2 separate regions of the Homo sapiens genome follow, and region 2 is linked to region 1. A link is an interaction called in ENCODE POLR2A ChIA-PET data of the cell type or tissue named here. Cell type or tissue: CD4-positive, alpha-beta T cell. All regions are shown on one strand.

Region 1 (2,500 bases):
TACAGATGTATTTTTTAATGTAACCAAATTCCCATCTCACTGCGCAGTAGGAAAAAGTCTACCCACTCCTCACAGTTTCTAGTTCTCCCCTCACAGTGGAGCTCATCAAAAGGCAGAGGACATTGGCTGGGACGTGACCAGGTTTCAGGCAATTTGGGAGTGAAAGGCCAGCAGGCAGCTTTATCTTGAAGACTGTTCAGCTCCACAGGGTGACAGATTCTCCCACCAACCATGTCTCTGTCAGCCTCAGCCCAAGAGAAAATTGAGCTGAATAAGAGAGGTCTCAGTGGAAATTATATTGGAAAGACTCACCATAATGGCTTCCTGAAAAAAATACATAAACAAAACACATTTTTCCATCCAAATTAAACAAGTAGGTCAAGAGGGCAACTTTGCCAAGTGCCACTTACTCCCACCTCCAGCTGGAATTTTCTGGGCATGCCAGCACTGGTGTTACTTGCCGTAGGCAGATTCTCTACCCATACTTACAAAAATCCACACCAGCTACTTCTGATGGAGTTCTTAGCGTGCCTCTTTCAACTGGATTTCTAAACAAGGAACAATGTAATTGGCAGGTAATAACAGGCTAACAGGATTGTCTTAACAGATACTGGTGCCTTTTCAGTTCAGACTTTCACCAGCCAAGAGGTTCTATACAAAAGATCCACACATCAGAGCCATGTGATGAGAGGCCAAAACACTGGAGAGCTGTAACCCTGAATGAAGGAGTCAGGTTTACATATTGATTCAAAAAAAAATTGCTACTCTTATCCCTGTGTGACATCATGCTTTGAATATGATCATTGAAGATGTTACTTGGAGTGCAGCTACCTTGAACCCTCGGTGAAATGAAATGGGATAGAAAGGAGTAAGATTGTTGGGGGCTTTAACTACCGTTCCACACTTTTGAAAGTTAGAAAAACAAAGAGCAACAGCAGCTGCCTCTGTGTTGGTAATCATATTTTCCACCAGCAACTGGCTCCCATTGGTTGGAGCCAATCCTTTGCTGTAACAGAGGATCTAAGCTGCCAAGAGAAGGTCCTCATGTTCAGATAGAGCAATAGAGCGGAGCATTTGAAATGAGGAGCTTCACACCAGTCCCCTGTAGGTCTGAGTGCCTGAGGCTCCCTGCAATGCGTGCACACAGTCATTATGCTGCTCCACAGAAAGAGATGGGAGCTGGATGAGTCCTTCCCTGATGACTTGTATGAGCTAATGATCCTACCGGAAATAGAAAAAAAAAAGAAAAGAAAAAACACTAGTCATGTGATTTCAAGACAGTGACAAAAGCTTAAGCTGAGGTTGCCACAAAAGGTTGTGGGAAGGGGTGTGGTCTATAGGCATGGGTGCAGCCAGGGCTGAGAACGACTAGTTAGCTGAAAACAGCTGCTTTTCTTCACCAAAATATATGGGTGAATAATGCACCCTGTTTTCCAGGGGGATAATGCAAACAAGTGCTCTGTCAAGGTAATTTTTGTATTCCACAGGGATGGCGGGGCCATGTGGGGAACCACAGCTGTGGAGTGGGGATGTAGTATTGCTTAGAGCCAGGTGTGTGGGTCCCAAAGCAGATGTCAGTGCTTAAAATTAGTAGGAATGGGAGAGCCATGCCTAGATCTTTGCTCTGAGATACAGTCGTAGTACCCAAAAAAGAAGTTCCGGTAGTGGGAAATGTAGATTTAGAGCTGGGCTGTTTGACGGGAAGGCAGGGAATGGCTTATGCACCAGCAGAAAGCCAGTTTCCACCTTGCATATCCAGTGAGGTTGCCACAGGGCCATGACCTTCATTCCTGGGGTGCCCTGCCCTCAGCTCATTGGGTGTCTGTGTGGCTAGAGTTTGGTTCTGTGTGAGGAGCAACTTGGAGGGGGGAATGGACTTTAGCTCAATTCAACCAACATGACTGTATATTCACTCGGCATCAGGTACTGGGATTTCAAAAAACTGGACATTGATGTAGCACACTGATAATGGAGCCAAAATCTAAACCACTCTGGAAAATCCAGGGTGACCACTGTACTTAAGTGCCACAAATAGCTATTTTGCATAATCAAAGCTTTGGGCTTGAAGGCTTTGTTCATGCTTTTGCTGCTCACTCATGACCTTTCTCAGGAATTAGTGCTGCCATATGTTGGAGATTTACCTGTATTAGATTTTCACATGCATGAGACTCGATCCTTGGCTTCAACTCAGCAAATGTCTATCTCTCTAGGGCTTCCTATCCAAATCTTTCCAGTCTTTCAAATGCCTGTCTGGGAGAAGAAGAATTTTGGACTTTCAAAACAAAAGCTAAGAAAGGCCTAGTGAGCCCCAGTGGTATGAACCCATCCTGTGCTCATTCGCATTCTACTCAGACTTTCTGCCATAGCAATCTGTTTGTTGTAACCCAACCACACTTCTAGCAAAAGGTAACATTTGGGGACCCTGCTCTAACAAATTTAGAGTAACCCAATTCCATGTTTTCTGCACTGAGCAACATGTACAACTATCACCTTGAAAATT
Region 2 (2,500 bases), 79 kb before region 1:
GCTTACAGCCTTGAGAGAAAATAAAGATAAATTGCCATCTGTCCTAGGAGAGGGGTGTGCCACAGTGCTAAAGGGACCATAAGCGAGTAATCCCAGCCTAAGGCTGAGTAGAGAGGAGTGGGAGGAGGTTGGGGGTGCAAGCCAAACCTGGGAAGATGATCAACCCGGAGTTAGCCAAGCTGAAGGAGCAGGAGGAGCAGAGATGCAAGACAGTATTACAGCTTCTAAAAAACATGGCTGCAACATCAATCGCCACCTTGTTTCACTTCCACCAATGCCTATTCCTCTCTAAAGCAAATCTAGCTGCCACCACTTTTAAAGTTCACCTTTTCATTCTCCTCTAGAATCTTCTTGAAATTCTAATGACCTGCCAGCCTCATTCACCGAAAGCATCTCCTGTTTTGATCATCCTCTCCACCATGCCCATCCTATGGACTAACGCGCCAGCAGGTGCTGGCCCAATATTCTGGCAGCCGCTGGCCAAGCCACAGGAGATTTGACATTCTTTTTCCTGCCCCCCACAGTCCCCAACATTAACTTGACTAAAACACTCCTTTGCCTCAGTCTACCAGTCCATAAAATAAAAGCATGCATTCTGACCATTTAGGTAGAAGAAGACTTGTAAATTACAAAGGCTTGTGGAGTCCTGAGAAATAGGGCTAAAGAAACACTCGCCACTTAAAATAGCTAACTAAAGAGGAAAGACTTCCTACTCGATGCATTACTGGGTTAGTGGGTTGATTTTATCACATCCAAGGTTGAATGCTTCCTATCAATCAACTGCAAACGAGGAAATCCAGAGCTTTGGCTCCAGTAATGTGCTTCATATGTTCAGAATTGTCCTCCAAATCAGCAACTGACTGTAGTGGTCCAATGGGAGAAGACAGCTGTTCCCAAGTCAGGGCCCCAGCTTTCAAGGCTGTGAGTGCAGGGAAGGGCAGGGAGCCATGAGGACACTCCTGAAAATTCCAACTTAAGGTGGATGTGTCGGATTTTATCTTCTCTCACCAGCTCTGACTCCGGGATGCAACACCTGACATGAGAAAGAGCCTCCTCCTAAATAGCTGCGGTTAAAACATCCTAATGCTAATTAAAAACGGAGAGCTTAGCTAAAGTGGAAGGAAACATTGCTCCATTAATGGCTTTGTCATTTGCTAAAACCTTATTTCTTTGCTGCCTTCAATTTGGTTAATTAATCTTTCACTGGTGATCTAGTGCTGTCAGCGAGGCAATCTATGCAAACCACATCTCTAACTCCAGCCTGTTCTTCAGCCTTTGAAAAACTGGGGGGATGGGTGGTGGTTAAATAACCAATCTACAAGCCACTTGCAAAACGAAAAGTTTCATTTCCCGTGCATAAGGTGCCAAGACCTTTCTTCAATAACCCAGCAGTGTTTTATTTCTCAGCTGGTGGAATTTCAAATTAGTAGAGACTTCCGTGGTTTCTTACAGACCTCCTTGGTTACAGACGAAAGGACTCCACACCCACCCCCCATATTGTGGGTGTTTTTACTACTCCTTTTATTGCTAAGCTCGCACTTATATTCTTTTCACTTTCTTTTTGCACAATTTTTAAAAAAATTATAAATTAGCACCTTCATTCCCTTCATGGTTGGCATCTGCTGTATTTCAAGTGAGAATGCATAAAATCCTCTTCTCATGAGACTATCATAATCAGAAAAACACATAAGCAGAATGCTGACATACCAGCTCCTTCATTCTGCTTTTGTGATTCTATTTATGAAATATTTGACACATGCAATGAGGTGTTATTTATAAAAATTTGCAGCATACTAAACAGTATATAATACTGTTTGTGGATACATATATACATGAGTAGTAAAAATATTAAAGCATGTTAGAAAATTATAAGCATCATCCTCAGTATTTGAGGGTATCTTCAATCTGAGATCATTTTACTAGCCAGATTGTAACACGCTTACACATACAGACACACACACTTACATGTACACACACATTTGCTCTCAATTTTGTTATATATATGAACAAAGCATTCTAGAGTTTTATTACCAGCCTAGACAATGTCTTAGAAGACTTTTAATTTTTCCTTTAAAATAAAAGGAAAGCAGAGCAAATGAGATGTGGTCAATGGGGGTGATGCCATATGACCTCACTTTTTGGGGGTGTTTGACTGCCTTCCAGTAGCTTGCCTCCTGGGTCCATTTTTGAGGCAGGCTCTGGCTTGGCTCCAGGCCAGTGTGACAATCAAGGCCTGAGAAGTCTCTTCTTTCTGAGATAATTTCTCAGGTTTCTTTGTTTTATTGGTGGATAGAAGGAGGGACCTCGAGAGGAAGGGAGTGGGGAGGAGGGGGATCAGGCGGAGATTTCTAAACTCAAACAGGAAGTCCGGCTGCTGTCCCAGCCTGTGAAACTGCGCTGGCTTCAGCAGGGCAGCCCATGCAGGATGGCTTAAAGTTAATCCATGGAGTCTGGGCCACTTTGGACTAATTCCTTTGAGAGTCTCCAAGCCTCCAAGGAG

What was found. Peaks named below come from ENCODE experiments on the same cell type or tissue, not always from the same donor. Only the 100,000 strongest peaks of a DNase experiment are listed, where the experiment ranks them.
Region 2: POLR2A ChIA-PET joins it to region 1 with 17 read pairs; 3 of 35 experiments call an interaction of 5 or more read pairs at or near these places.

The regions. Positions count from the first base shown.
Region 1 is chr9:20,320,627-20,323,126 of GRCh38, forward strand. No RefSeq gene overlaps it. Among named protein-coding and RNA genes, the nearest start is that of MIR4473, 89 kb to the right of the region's middle. In CD4-positive, alpha-beta T cell, no CTCF peak of the experiment used is centred here; a DNase peak (open chromatin) is centred at 1,315; H3K27ac peaks cover 972 bases.
Region 2 is chr9:20,241,635-20,244,134 of GRCh38, forward strand. It overlaps a transcript of SLC24A2 not described here. Among named protein-coding and RNA genes, the nearest start is that of MIR4473, 170 kb to the right of the region's middle. In CD4-positive, alpha-beta T cell, no CTCF peak of the experiment used is centred here; a DNase peak (open chromatin) is centred at 1,297; H3K4me3 peaks cover 983 bases; H3K27ac peaks cover 701 bases.